Regions from separate parts of the Homo sapiens genome. Here regions 1 and 2 are each linked to region 3. A link is a loop called in an ENCODE intact Hi-C map of the cell type or tissue named here. Cell type or tissue: endothelial cell of umbilical vein. All regions are shown on one strand. Region 1 has its middle 23 kb from the start of LINC01804. Region 2 has its middle 49 kb from the start of DDX1. Region 3 has its middle 40 kb from the start of LINC01804.

Region 1 (5,000 bases), 63 kb before region 3:
GCCACAGGCCACATCTGGGCCAATGAGCCACATGTGGGCCGAGGACCCCCCAGAGCACGACGCAGGAGTTGGGACCACCAGAGTGAACTGCAGTGTCACCGAAGACGCAGCTTCCAGATCTTTCCCCCAGATCTCAGGCATCCTACCCCATAGGCCAACAGAAAGATTTTTAACCATTTTAACATGTTTTGATGTTTTGAGACTGGGTAAGATTTCTTGCCTGGGCATTCCAGGGAAATCCAGCGCTCATGCTTATGCGTCGTGAGGCCGTGGAAAGACACAGGACTGTTGGAGATGACACCCAGGTGTGTGCTAAGAGCTCGGGCGGGCCCCTCTGCTCTCACTCTCCTGAGGCCACAGTCTGGGCTCCCTCGTCCACACTGCAAGGCTGTGTGTGCTGAGAAGGGCTAGGGGGCAGGCAGGAGTCAGGAACCAGGGTGAGCAGCTCTCCTTCCTTCACAGTCCCTCCCCACGCCTCCCCAGCACTGGGCTAGGAGAAAAGTGGGCAAAGTCCTGTGGAGGGTGGAGAAAACTAGCCTAGCCCCTAGAGTTTGCTTCCTGGTGCAGGGGATGTTTGCCTTCTTCTGGTCCTCTGGTCTGTTGGACTATTTTGCAGGCACCCTGCCTGGTCCAGGGAGACTTCACCAGCTCCACTCTTGGAAATCTGTGTCTCCCGTCTGAAAGCTTCTGGGGATAGGGGCCGCTTTCCTATTTACTTGCCCCACCATAATACTGACTTTATGGCCTCATCAAAACAAGCCCTGATCTGGAACCACTGCGTGTAGTTGTGCAGGCTGGGTGCGGGCAAGTTCCTGGGATGGTGAGGCGATCGTGTTCACTATGGTGTGAATGGAGCCCCGCCACGTCCCACAGCCATGCAATGAGAAAGCCCTGCTGATCTGTCCAAATTCTGGCATGGGAGAGCTGGCAGTGCCCATTGCACAATGAATGCACAGATGTGGAGACCAAGACCCAGGGAGAACAGGGTTCAATTGGTATTGAATTCGCCCTTGCAATGAACAAAGCAGTTTTGCACACCTTTTCTCATTTAACGCTCTTTGTGAGAGCACACAGGTGTTAATAATCCTATTTTACATACAGGTAAAGTGAGAACCACCCGGGCAAGGGACTTGCCCAACTGCATGTGGCCGGGCATGGCAGGACCAGGGCCTGGGTCTCCTGATATCTCCTCTAATGGTCTTGCCACAAGACATGGGCCACCTGCGAGGCTGCTAGACTCATCCCCAGCCTTTGTAGGTGAAGGATGTTTAGGCATCTCTGCATCATCTGTATCTGTGTACTCCTTGAAGGTAGCTGCTCTCCTCAACCTCAACAGATAACTCTGCGTTTAAATGTCAACTCTGCTAGCTGACTCCTCATAGGCAAAGCACTGATCTCATTGTCCATTTATTCATTCAACAGGTATTTATTAGTGGTTGCTGTGTGCCAGCCATGGCACTGGGGATGTCATGGTAAACAAAGCACACACAAATCCCTGCTCATGAAAACGCTTTACAGGTCTGGGCACACAACAAGTGCTCAATAGTGGTTGGTTAGGGCCTGTAGCTTTGACCTTCATCTGCCCATTATCCTCGTGCTCTGTAGAGACAGCCATGCTGTGAGCTCTCCCCAGAGAGAAGGAGAGGCACTCACAGCCCAGCTCTGGAGAGCCTCAGCCCTTGGAACTGGCAAGGGAGGCGTGGGAAAACCACCCGTTCGTCCCGTGCTTACATTTCCTGGGCCGGAGTGGCTGAACATCGCATGCTTGAGCTGGTGATAACGTATTCCACCACTAAGTGCTCTGAACATCAATGCTTGCCTGGGTGAATGATTTTCCCTGTTACACCAAGCATGTCCTATACCAGGCACTGTGCATTGTTTATTTATGGGGTCAAAGGAAGAAGGGGGATGCCAGTTTCCTCCTATGTGAGATGGGAGCGAGGTAGACCTAGAGACAATCCACAGAGAGATGGCAGTCATTCGATGTAAGTGTCTGTGTGAATCACCTCAAGGTGCTTGGCATATCGTAGGCAATAAGAAAAACGTGCTACCTATTTTTATGTTTTTTATGATTGGAGACATAAAATTCCAATCACGGAGGGAACATGTCTTTGCTTGCAACAGACTCAAATGTCTGCCAAACTGCTCCGTGATGTTTTCTGGGAGGGACTTCACAGGTAAGATCTAGGATATAAAGGCTTGGAGGTCTTGGGGTAAGCTTCCCCCCAGCTCTGCCCCACACATACAAGTACTCATGGCAAAACTCTAGTCTTCATTAATCAAGAACAGCCTCTGACTTTTCCAGGAAGCTTTTTTGACATTTGAAAGGAAGAAATCAGAACAGGCACGCTGAGGCTTCTAGGCTAGAATTCTCCAAGGCAACAGCTGTTTGCATGTTTGTCTATCAAAGCCTGCATGTTAGCACAGTTGAGGTTTGGAAGATGAGAAGAATTTATGGGTAGCAGGGAATAGGTAAATGCAGAGAACAGCCTCTTAGAAGCATGCTCAAGAAGAAAAATATTAAACTCAAGTGAAAAAAATGACTTTCTCCTCCAGTGGTCTTCTCATGCTTGGACTGGATCTGAATTACTTTAGAAGTAAGAGAAGGTGAGGTTGTGATGCTTTTGGAAATTTTAAAGGGGCTTTGTTTGAACTCTCAGGAGCACTCAGGGAATGATGCAGCTTCATGGCATGGAGCAGAATCAGACATTAACACAAATAATTTCAACCTACTAAGCGGTGGGTCAGATAGAGGTAAATGTTTGAGCAGAAAATCCTGGCTAGGATATGTGAGTTGCTTTGAAAGCAGGTGTGAATTTGTTGTTAGAAAAATAGGAAAAGGCACTTTAGGCAAAGGGAACAATCAGTGCAATTGCATTTTGGCACAGAGGAGCCTAATAGGATTGGGGGATGTTGAGTAAGAGGATGTGGTTGGAGAAGGAAATGGCAGGGAAGAGCCTTGTAAGGAAGATCTCAAAGGAGTGGATCTAACAACTCTAGTTACTGGGCAAGTATTGAGGATATTTTTTTAGGTAGGGTATGTAATAAGATGTGTGTTTTAAAAATGTATGCGAGAGGCTGCTTCCACTGTTAATCTGGTTTGATAATTGCGAAAGCCTCTGTCGACAACAAAGATCTGAATGTTAGTGAGCAACAAGCCGACAAAATATTCCCCACACAATGACAAAAGCATATACAAAGGTGGCTGAAACATAGCTGGGTTTGAAATGCCTCTGTCTGTCCTGTCTGGGAGTGAGGCTGTCGAATCCCTCCCCTCCTCTGGGGAGGCTGTCTGTCCTCATGGGAGCCGCAGGTCCAATATTTTTGTGCTTGAAAACCCTGCCCTCGTCCACCCCAGGCGGCTCACAGCTTTCAACAGAGGATTACTTAGAATAACAAGTTAATGACTGTCCTTGGATTAGCTGAAGTTTGCTGGGAGAAGCAGACATGCTCAGAGTTCATTTCACTCAAGTCTGACGTGGGTGAGTTGAGAAAACACGTTGCAAATTCCATCCTAGGAAAACAAGAAAAGAATTCTTCACGATGTCAAAGCAGCATCACCGGAAGTGTGTGTGAAAATGGAGCTTCCTTTAAAACTATAAAAGCATTTGTGCCTATCTTCTGAGTGTGGCAGAGTGTCTGGGTGGCAGACCTACCTGGGAAATGACAAGCAGGCCATGGGCTCTGTTGTTCTTAGGGTCAAATGATCTGGGGCCCCACAGGAAACAGCTGGGGGTTTAAGTGTGAACCTGGAGTGGGGAGACGTGGATCAGGGGTGGAGTAGGGGGCAGAGGGAGACAGAGGAGAGGCACCGCTGACTCTACTCAGTCAACACCAGAGACCACCAACAGCCCAAGCTTCTAGCAGCTCCCTGCTCCCAGCCCTCCAGCCAAACCTGTCTGATTCTCTTCTAGGTTCTGCAGGTGTCTATGCTCCTTCATTCATTCACGCAATAAACATTTGATGTCCTGAACTGACTAGGGTTCTATTGGGAGGATCAAATGGCACAAAACCTCTCCACCAAATGCTAAATCTGGAGCCTGAAAAGCCCTTCAAGGGCACCATTCACTATGGAAAAAATATATAGAAACAAATACCACAAGTCGGGGAGCTATGCATAGACTTACAGCCTGTCTTTGTCTTAGAAAATCTCCAGGGCATTGAGGAGACTGAGTCAGCTGGCATTCTAGGAGCTAGGGGCAACTAGACCTAGACCCTGCAGGACAAGCAGAATGTGGCAAGTGGAAGGAAGCAGGGCAGGGAAAATAGCAACACCTTGCTTACCGGGAGCCAGCCCCTACCACCTGCTGTTTCGAATCTGAACCAAGCAAGGCCATTCCTATTCTAGTAGGAGGTGGAGCAAGAAGTCCGATTCCTTCCTCCTCATAAGCACCATGATTGCAAAGGCTCGGAGTTTTTTTTTTTTTTTTTTTTTTTAACTCATAAAAGATCATTTTTTTTTGTTTTGTTTTTGTTTTTGTTTTTGAGACGGAGTCTTGCTCTGTCGCCCAGGCTGGAATGCAGTGGCGTGATCTCGGCTCACTGCAAGCTCCGCCTCCCAGGTTCACACCATTCTCCTGCCTCAGCCTCCTGAGTAGCTAGGACTACAGGCGCCCACCACCACACCCGGCTAATTTTTTTTATTTTTTATTAGTAGAGATGGGGTTTCACTGTGTTAGCCAGGACGGTCTCCATCTCCTGACCTTGTGATCTGCCTGCCTTGACCTCCCAAAGTGCTGGGATTACAGGCATGAGCCACCGTGCCCAGCCGACTTATTTCTTAAGACTGAATAATATTCCATTGTGTGTCCAGCCCACATTTTCTTTATCCATTCATTGGTCAATGGACATTTAAGTTGTTGCCACATCTCAGCTATTACGAATAATTCTGCAGTGACACAAGAGTGCAGATATCTCGTTGAGTTCCTGATTTTACTTCTTTGGGATATATACCAAGAAGTGGGATTGCTGGATAATATGATAATTCTATTTTTAATTTT
Region 2 (5,000 bases), 90 kb before region 3:
GCCTCTTCTGGTATAATTTATACCTATGACAGGAGCCCATTTGGCCTTTACCATTTAAGAGTTGTTATTAATCCATGTCAACCCCCATTCAAGAGCCTGTGATGGGCCTTGATTGTGTTTAAGTCCAGACTAATTTGGGCACTTAGGGCCCTCTAAAATCTAGTCCCAACCTTCCTAGTCCTATTTCCCATACTCCTCAAATCATATCAAATCTGGACTCCTTATTCCCCTCCATATATAACAATGGATAAAATTTATGACCCTTCACTATATCAGGTACTGTTCTAAGTGTTTACCCATCCTAACTCAATCCTCACACCAACCCCAGAAGACAAATTTTACTGGTGTTCCCATTTTCATAGATAAGGAAACTGATGCACCAAGAAATTAGTGATTTGCTGAAGATCATGTGACTAGGAAGCAGTGGAGCCAGAATTAGAATCCAGGCACTTGTCCACTACTCCCTGCTCAGTCCTGCTGCTTAAAGACCTGCCTCAAAGAAGGCTGCTCAAAGTCCTGCCTTCTCTTGCCTGTCAAAATTCCACCCATCCTTAGGGACCTGAGTCACTGCCACCTCTCTTGTGGGGGCATGAGAACATCATGCTTTTGAATACCAGCCATGAGCCAGCTATTTTGTATTTTGCCTCATGTAAGAGCCAATGCTATCATTTTTTGCAGATAAGGAATCCAAGGCCCAGAATAGTGAAGTCTAAGTACCCCAGGTTGAGGTTTTTTTTGTTGTCTGTTTGTTTGTTTGTTTTTGAGACAGAGTTTTGCTCTTGTTGCCCAGGCTAAAGTGCAATGGCATGATCTTGGCTCACTGCAACCTCCGCTTCCCGGGTTCAAGCTATTCTCCTGCCTCAGCCTCCCGAGTAGCTGGGATTACAGTCATGTGCCACCATGCCCAGCTAACTTTTTTGTATTTTTAGTGGAGATGGGGTTTCACTGTGTTGGCCAGGCTGGTCTCGAACTCCTGACCTCAGGCGATCCATCCTCCTCAGCTTCCCAAAGTATTGGGATTACAGGTGTGGACCACCACGCCTGGCCCTAGGTTGAGTTTTTCAGGCCCCAGAGCCTGTATTTCTGCTCTGTTGCTCTCTCTCCAGGAAGGCCTCTAGTACATCACCCTTTGTCTCGTCCTTATACTTTATGATGCAGCTTTTAAATTTTTTCGTTTTTCTTTTTCTTTTTCTTTTTTTTTTGAGATGGCGTCTCACTCTGTTGCTCAGACCGGAGTGCAGTGGTGCGATCGTGGCTTATTGCAGCCTGGACTTCCTGGGCTCAAGTGACCCTCCCACCTCAGCCTCCCAAGTAGCTAGGACTACAGGTGCACGCCACCACACCCAGACTAACTTTTAAAATTTTTGGTAGAGACAGGGTCTCTCTATGTTGTCTAGGCTGGTCTCAAACTCCTGGGAGCTCAAGCGATTCTCCTGCCTTGGCCTCTCAAAGTGTTGGGATTACAGGTGTGAGCCACTGTGTCCAGCCTGCAGCTCTTAATTTTTAAAAACTGCTGTATGACTTTTTTTCCCACTCTCTGTTTCCAGGTGGGTTAAATTCTGCTTCGGTGAAGGGTTTCTGGATGTCCTTTTTCTCTCCCTACAGTGTGCACAGTGGGTGTACAACAAATATTATGATTAGCTTTTCATAAAATGGGAGGGTCTATCAACTTAACCTGGAAGAAATGAAAGTTCCTCTGTGGATACTGAGACCCAAAACAGAAAAACACCTAATGACTTTTAACCCTGAGCAGGAATCATTATTCCATGGTCCTATCCAGGACAGGATAGAAGACCAGGATGGTTTTCAATGGGAAAATACAGGTTTTGGCTTCTTCAAGAAAACCTTGACCAAAGCCTGAGCCTGATTTTGAGCATATGGGCCCAAAGCTCCAGTTTGCTATGGCTGAGTATTCAGTGTTATGGTGGACCGACACTTGCACAGAAACATGTGAATTCATCACGGTTATTTTTGCAGCATTGGAGTTGGCAAACTTCCAAGTCAAGAACTTTCTGCCTTTGCAGCTCTTGGTTATTTGAGGCTGGATGACTCACTTTGTGTAACATCCTCTTGTTTTCCTCCTTTTCCTCCCCGGGGCCCCCTCCCACCTGAGGAGATCGGTAGGGGCAGAGAGGGTTGTGGAACTCAAGCCACTGTTGGCAGCTTCTTTTCAGTTAACATTTTTTGGGGAAGCCATCTTTACCCCCTTCTTGCTCTTATGAGGCAGGTCACTTCCCCCTTCTGTATCCTCAAAACCTTTTGTTCCTTCTTTTATTAGAGCGTTTATGTTCCGATATTTTATTTGACTGCTTAAATAATAAATAACAAATACATAATAAAATTTCCCTCAGTGTCTCTTTCTGGATAGAGTAGGGTGTTTAGGACAGGTCTGGTTTCAGTATCCTCAGTACCTGAGGCAGATCTGGCTGAGAAAAGGTGATTTGGTAAATGTTTGTTGAGTTGGAGGGAAGTTTAGATGGATGGACAGGTAAATTATCACGAGAAACTTTTGTGAAGGAATTTTAGACACCAGCTAGCATAATTAGGGTGAGAAGTTACGATTTGTCAGCTAGTTAATTTGTATTTTTTGGGCAGGAGATCTGCACATCCTGAAAATTAGGCCACAGAAGTAGACAGGTTCTAAGCCTTGTCTTTCTCTTTAAACAGGGTTTGTGTTTTTCAGGCTGAAGCAGTACTAGCTTAACCCAGGACAACTGGTTACTTTAGAAGGAAATCTCCTCACCACTGCTGTCCTACACTCTGTCAATTCTTTCTGAGACACAGCAGCAACATCCACAGGTGGCAGGCAGGCTGTGCCTCAGGGCTTTGCACTCCATCTCCTCTGCAAGTCAGGAATATTTATTTTACTTGAAGGAAACAGATTCAAAGAGGTGAGGTAACAATTGAACAATAATACTTGGAGACTTCAATACACTGCTTTCAATAATGGATAGAACAACCAAACGGAAGATCAATAAGAAAACAGAAGACGTGACCAACACTGTGGACTCACTAGACCTAAAAGACATCTGTAGAACATACCACCCACGAGCAGCAGAATACACATCCTTCCCAAGTGTACATGGAACATTCTCCAGGATAGACCCTATGTGTAGAAGTCAATAACAGAAAGGACTTTGGGAAATTTACAAATATGTGAAAACCAACAGCATACTACTAAACAACCAATAAGTCAAAGAAGAAATCACAAGGGAAATTAGGAAATACTTTGAGATAAATGAAAAGGGAAACACAACATAGGAAATCTTATGGGAGTAGGTAAAGCAGTGCTTAGAGGGAAATGTATAGCTATGCATGACTATATTACAAAGGAAGAAAGATCCCAAATCAATAACCTAACCTTCCGCCTTAAAGCACTGGGGGAAAGAAAAAAGAACAAACTAAACCCAAAGCAAGCAGAAGGAAGGAAATAATAAAGATTAGAGCAAACATTAATGCAATAGAGAATAGAAAAACAGTTGAGAAAATCAACAGAACCAAAGGTTGGTATGTTGAGAAGATCAACAAAGCTGACAAACCTTTAGCTAGAAAGAGGTGAGGTAATTTTCCCAAGGTGACTCCAATAGCAAATGGCAGAGCCAAGATTCCAAAGCAGGACTGTCTAATGTCAAATCTGGGGTTGTAGCTTTGTCTCTCACCTGGACTAGGAGTGTGTCAAGGATCAGGAGCTTGTCTTACTCATGTGTGCATCCCCAGTGCTTTGCTCTGTGCCTGGCACACGTAGGGGCTCAGGAAATATTTGCTGAAGTAAAATGAAAAGTAAACCTCCTCCCCACCCTTAGCAACCATCTGTGTGAGATGATAAATTATGCTTCCAATGCAGATCAAGCTGAATTGCACTATTTCTGATGAGAAAAGCTGAAAACAGCAAACTGCTTGTCCTTAAAAATAAACCCTTCAGCTTCAGAGATTTGGCCCAGAAATGAACCGTGTTATAGCTCAAGCCCTGAGATTGAGTGTATTACCCTGGAGCCAGGGGTGATGGAATTTGTGACTGGAGAGAGAAACTCGATCACCTTGACCTGGCCGCTGGATGCAGACTGCAGGCTGGTCTGCCCTTGTTCCCGGTCCCGGGCCCCGGAGGCTGAACACCACTCACGGGAGGGCTGGCTCAGCTCAGAGGGACAGCTGATCCCACAGAGCTCAAGACACTGAATCGTGTCCGCAGACCGATAGAACAAGGGTTCAGCGATGGTTTCCCAGCTGAGCCAGACCACATGGAGCCTAGCTTCCTGATATTTCACAAGGGGTGAAATGTAAAGAATGTTGACTTTCATTAACCCAAGTGCATGTCAATATGTCCTGAAAGGCTGGGAGAAGGTGAGCCCAGGTAGATTCTAGAGCAGGATGCCACCACATGTTCAGGCTGGAGTGACATGGCCAGCTGTCCTGGGGGGCAGGGGAGGACAGAGACCCTTCACCAAATGCCATCTCTTCTTGGCCTCACAATGGCTGCGTGAGGACAGCAGGGTGCAGGCTGCTTGCCCATTTTCCAGAAGGACAAGATGAGGCCCTTAGAAGTTGCCCTACTCACAGCCGGTAGAAAAATGAATCCAGTTTCTTGGACTCCAACGTCTTTCTGCCCGTCCCCCGCCTCCCGACTCTCACCTCCTTGGAGGCTTACGGGGCTCTGTATAAGTTTCCCACAAAAAATCCGTGCTGCTGGGTGGAACGCGGGTGCTGTTCACATTCGTGTGTGGTTTTCCCTGGCTTATATGCAACAGCTTCTTTTTCTCTTTTCTTAATTTAAAGGTGACTCTTCTGGAAGTCCCCAAAGTGGAATTGACCCTAAATTGAAAAGAAGATCTTTCTAGGGCAAGAGCTTTGTTCTTGTGAATTTTCTGCCTCACCAACCATGGGGAATGTGAGCTGGGGGGGAAAAGTCTGTTAAAGCTGGTCATTCATTTCAGGGGGCCAAGGAGCGATTCTGAAGGAGCAAAGTCTCCTCATGCTCTTGGCCTTTTGATCTACTCAGGCTC
Region 3 (5,000 bases):
CCAGTGCATTAGAGATGTGGGCTTAAGAAAATCCAAATGACATCAATCAACTAGTGATGAACAAATATTTGCAGAGCCCTTCCTCAATGTCACACCCTCAGTTTGGAGCTATAGTTTAGAAGAATATGGGGATTAATGAAACCTGGCTGCTTCTGTTACATTCAAGAGGAGAAAACCAACAATAAACACACAGATGGTACGTCAGATGGGGAAAAGAAGGCAGGGGGAGAGGGGTAGGGAGGAAGACTCCCCACTCCTGGGGGATTCGCTGCGGAGACAAGATTTATGTTCAGGAAAAGTTAACATGCAGGAAAAGTAGTTACAATATAGCTCCTTAGTCTGAACCATGACTAGATAATCATATGGTGAGCCTTTAAATGTACCTGTGGGATACGGAAAGAAAGGACCTCCTTGTGTCCTAACCCATGGAGCAGGGGGGTGCAATAAAGTACTGTGGGTGACAGAGTTATTTGAAGGGGTGATGAACTTTGCGGGTGAGATGGCCTGAATTATCAAGTTCAATAGATAAGGAGGGTGAGGCCTAGAGGGGATGTTTCTCACCCAAGGTCACACCCAGAGCCAGTGTCCAAGTGGGACTAGGGCCCAGGTGGCGTCCTCGGGTTCTTCCAGGCCTGCCTCTTGCCTCCTAAACATTTTCATCTGTTTCTGGATATTGGTGGCTCCATGAACTTTGGGCGATCTCAGCGTTTGGTTTTCAGGTCTGTGACTGGAAGGCAGAAGGGATCTGCTGACTCCACCTGCAGATGGACTGAGTCCTTCTCGTGCCCATCACCTTACCGCTAAGGTGTAAAGGACTCAGGAAAGGGACACAGGAGCTGGGTCAGGGTAGCTGCAATCGATTGCTTGGACAAGAATGGACCAATGACACTCACAGCTGACATCATGGTGGTGACTTTTTATGAAAGTCAGGCCAGAGCAGACACAATGAAAGTTAAAGCATTGAGTGTGAAGTCTTGTCTTGGAGTCAAAAAAGCTGAACCAACTAGCTCAGATTGGCAGGGGGTGATGGGGATATATGGCAAGCACAAGGGTATGAGAGAAGGACCCTAGAAGGTTCTAACTAAAATTAACCTCAATTTTGTTTTATTTTTTTTAAGGAGAAATGTGGTTTCACTATGTTGGCCAGGCTGGTCTCAAACTCCTGACTCAGGTGATCCACCTGCCTCAGCCTCCCAAAATGCTGGGATTATAGGCGTGAGCCACCATGCCCAGCCAAATTAACCGAGATTTTATGGGCCAGCTGTGTATGGGGGCAGTCAGTTAGCTAATGTGACTTCAGGCTGGATTGCTAGAGATTCAGTGCCTAGAACAAGAAAGATGATGCTCTTATTCTATTTGTGCTGGTCTGCCCACTCCTGGAACATTGTTTTCAGTTGTTCAGAGGAAGAGTGGACAAATTAGCATATCACGAGAAGAAGGGGCCAAGGGGGGCAAAGAGACAACAAGTATTCCCTTTGAAAAACTTCGGAAGGAAGTGAGGGTCTCATCCTAGAGTGGAGGTGGGCATACCAGGAAGAGGAGATCTACTGTGAATATCCGTCAGGATGAGAGGTAACAGTTGTGTTTTGTACAGGCCAAGAGAAAGACAGCTTAGAGTTTGCCTCTCGTGGTAATGACCTTCATGTCTCTGGAAGCACTTGTATGAGGGCTTAATCATAAGAGATGCCAGAGAAGGGATCGCTTCACATAACGATAACAATAGTAATAGCTAACACTTGTTAGTTGTTACTATATGCTGTGTACACTTTACGCCAATTAACTCAATTTTCATAACGACCCTATTAGGTAAATACTATTATTATCCTCATTTGACAGAGGAACAGAGGGTTATTAACTTGCTCAGGGTCCCACAGGGCTTTGACACCAGGCAGTGTGGCTCCATAGGCTGAGCTCCTGTAGTGCATGAAGAGCATTTGTGCAAAAGACCTCTAAGATTTGTCCCATTCCTGAGACCCTGAGGTTTCAGGGAGTTCCCTGCTGGGACCATTCCCCAGTTATTTACTTCCTTGTAATAGGTCATGCTTAGCGTAAGGCCAAGGAGACAAGACACTGCTGACTCATTCTTTCCCAGCTGTGCAGGCTGGGCACAGAGCCAGGCTGCTTGTCCAGCCCTGGGGCAGATGCCGGCTGCTGCGGTTTGGCAGTGGGTCAGCAGCTGGGATGAAGCCACAGAGTCTGACCTGTGAGGAGGGTGGTGGGTCCACAGGAACCCAGGCTCTGCAGCCCTTCTGAGATGGGCGGATCTGGGCATAGGAAAGAAATGCAATCAGGAATGCAGCAAGGCAGAGTTGAAAAGTCCTGTGAAGACTGTGCTGAGCATCAGGGTCGGGTAAGCCTCCTCTGGGGGTTGCATAGGAGCTGCTCACAATCATCCCAGTATTATTCACATCATCTGTATTTAGTGGCACCTCCTTGGTGCCAAGGTGTGAGCCATGGCCCCGGGTAGCACAGCCTCCTGCTTCCCAGCTGCTGGAGGGATTGCCCTGATCCCATGCTTCTCCAAGGTGGTCTGGGGGAAGCAACCCAGCAGCAACTGTAGGAGCTGCCCAACTCTCCCACTGCCTCAAGGGCTGAAGGGATTAATTTCATGGCATACGTGTGTCCCCCTAGATAAGCTCTGCTGCAAAACACAAAAGTGGCCATGTTCTCTCCCAGCACTTGAGCTTGCCTTGAGACTGAAATCCAAGTGATGCCCCTCAGGCTATCACCTCTGGTGGATGCCCCTCCAGCCTGTCTTACCCATGTCCTTCTTGGGCCATCAGCCTTCTGTTACCTGCTGGGATTGTTCCCAGTCTGGGACACCATACCCCAGTTCCTCACCTGCCTGACTCCTGTGGGCCCTTGGAGTTAGCACAGGTTTCACCTCTTCCAAGAACCTTTCATCTTGTCAGAGCATTGGCCAGGCAGCCCCGGGATCCCTGGTTGACTCTTCTGGGTTCCCTGAGGACAGGGCTGTTCCTCATCTCTGGAGTGCCAGCCCCTGCAAAGCAGTTGGATAGAAACGCAATCGTTATTGGTGACAATTTCTCACAGTTCTACAGCTCCTTACGGTTTATAATGCATTTCACACTTATTCTTGCATTTGAGTTTTGCAGAATTTTATGTGTGTTCCTTTCTCTGTCGTCACTGAGTGCTCACTCTAGGCAGCCCTCTGCTAGGCGCAAGTGGCAGGATGGAGGAGCGTGCCAAGGACTAGGAGATTACATGGAGAAGCTAACATTAGCCTTAGTGCTTCTTTGCCATTTGGGGAAGCAGATTTTGGAAGCTGTCACTTCCAAGGTGGAGTTCTGGGAAGTGTTTGGGCTTCCCCTTAGCAGGTGCTCCCTAAATTCTAGGCACTCCCCTCCAGCACTAGAGCTTTGTATTCTGACCCCTGACCCTCACAGCCCTTTGCCTTTGATCAATGTATTTTCTCAGACTGGAACCTCCTTCCTCTGCTTTTCCCTGTTTATCAACCTAGTTTAGTTGCCCCTTGCTTCAGACAACCTTCCCTGTCTCTTTCCCTGCAGCCCCCGGAGTACTGTAAGGCCCTCCACCAACAGACACCTTTCACTTTATTGTCCTGAATCACAGGTTTAAGCTTAAGCTGGGTTCCCTCCATTAGATCTCTGGAGATCCAGAATTAGGGTCAGATTTATTTCTGTTTCCCTGCACAATATCTGTTACATAGCAGGTATTGTGTTGGAGAGGGAATGAATGGATGGATGAATGAATGAAGAAACTGAATTGAGTCCATCTCAGCTTCTCCAACAAGGACAGAAAAGAAACAGCTCAGGAGACGTAATCTTATAACATGGGGTTTCTCTGTAATTTGCATAAATAACCCACTCTACTAGGTTTCACGCCTCTTGGGAGACCTACCAGCTGCCTGCCTCTCACTTCCAGTTTCCAAAGAGGAAGGAAGGTTTCTACCAGCCCAGCTCAGCTGGTCCAGGGACTAAATTACCTTCCCATCACTGAGCCCCTTTCTCATTATGCCAGAGGAAGATCACTACTGCCTGTCCATTTGGGCGGCTTATCCACGTGGCCTGGTTCCAGGAGCCATCTGTGTGATGTCATTCCCAATACGATTTGAAACTTCCAGCATCTGCAGCCCCCACTGGTGTTGAATCATAGTGAGACTGGCATTATCATCACCTCCACTTTACAGATGGGAACTTATCATGGTGAGGGTTCTAGAGATGGGGTGGGGCCGGGCCCTGTGTCTCCAAACGAGCCCAGTGTATCTCTTGAGGCTGGCCTCTCCCTCTCCCTGGTACAAGCCAGGGCTTCAAAATCCAAAAGATCTTTCTTCATCTTTTCCAACCCACTATGACCCAAATATGCATCTTCCTTTAAGGAATGTCTTAGATTTAAAAAAATTAAAAACTCAAAAGCTTCTGAGGCATCTTACCTGAGCTTATCAACATCTTTCCCCCATTCCTTCTGATATAACTACTTGGGCTGACTTGAAGCCTCACTTAGGTGCAGCTGCAATGGTGTGAGGTTTTTGTTGTTGTTATTGTTTTTGAGATGGCGTCTGGCTCAGTCATCCAGGCTGGAGTGCGATCTTGGCTCACCGCAACCTCCGCCTCCTGGGTTCAAGCAATTCTCCTGCCTCAGCCTCCCGAGTAGCTGGGACTACAGGCATGTGCCACCACGCCCGGCTAATTTTTTTGTGTTTTTAGTAGAGATGGGGTTTCACCATATTAGCCAGGGTGGTCTCAAGCTCCTGACCTTGTGATCTGCCCGCCTTGGCCTCCCAAAATGCTGGGATTACAGGCATGAGCCACCGCGCCCGGCCGGTGTGCGGTTTTATTTGAATGGAGCTCCCGTTTGAAATAAAAGCTCTATGATCTAACCTCTCCTGGGCCTCCTGCCTTGCATCCCTAGGGGAAGTTTTGGGGCATAAAAGTCCAATTTCTTTTCGTATTGGACGCTTGGATGAGAGAAAGAGAAACGAAATCCTGGCACTGAAAAAAGCAGAGACAACCAAACCC

The links. Peaks named below come from ENCODE experiments on the same cell type or tissue, not always from the same donor. Only the 100,000 strongest peaks of a DNase experiment are listed, where the experiment ranks them.
Region 1: a loop joins it to region 3, with 5 times the contacts of the local background. A loop is called at or near these places in 5 of 110 quality-filtered maps.
Region 2: a loop joins it to region 3, with 5 times the contacts of the local background. A loop is called at or near these places in 30 of 110 quality-filtered maps.

Annotation. Positions count from the first base shown.
Region 1 is chr2:15,665,431-15,670,430 of GRCh38, forward strand. No RefSeq gene overlaps it. Among named protein-coding and RNA genes, the nearest start is that of LINC01804, 23 kb to the right of the region's middle. In endothelial cell of umbilical vein, no CTCF peak of the experiment used is centred here; no DNase peak of the experiment used is centred here; H3K27ac peaks cover 1,314 bases.
Region 2 is chr2:15,638,368-15,643,367 of GRCh38, forward strand. No RefSeq gene overlaps it. Among named protein-coding and RNA genes, the nearest start is that of DDX1, 49 kb to the left of the region's middle. In endothelial cell of umbilical vein, no CTCF peak of the experiment used is centred here; a DNase peak (open chromatin) is centred at 2,014; H3K27ac peaks cover 1,085 bases.
Region 3 is chr2:15,728,543-15,733,542 of GRCh38, forward strand. No RefSeq gene overlaps it. Among named protein-coding and RNA genes, the nearest start is that of LINC01804, 40 kb to the left of the region's middle. RefSeq lists a silencer at 3,745-3,804. In endothelial cell of umbilical vein, no CTCF peak of the experiment used is centred here; a DNase peak (open chromatin) is centred at 2,109; H3K27ac peaks cover 682 bases.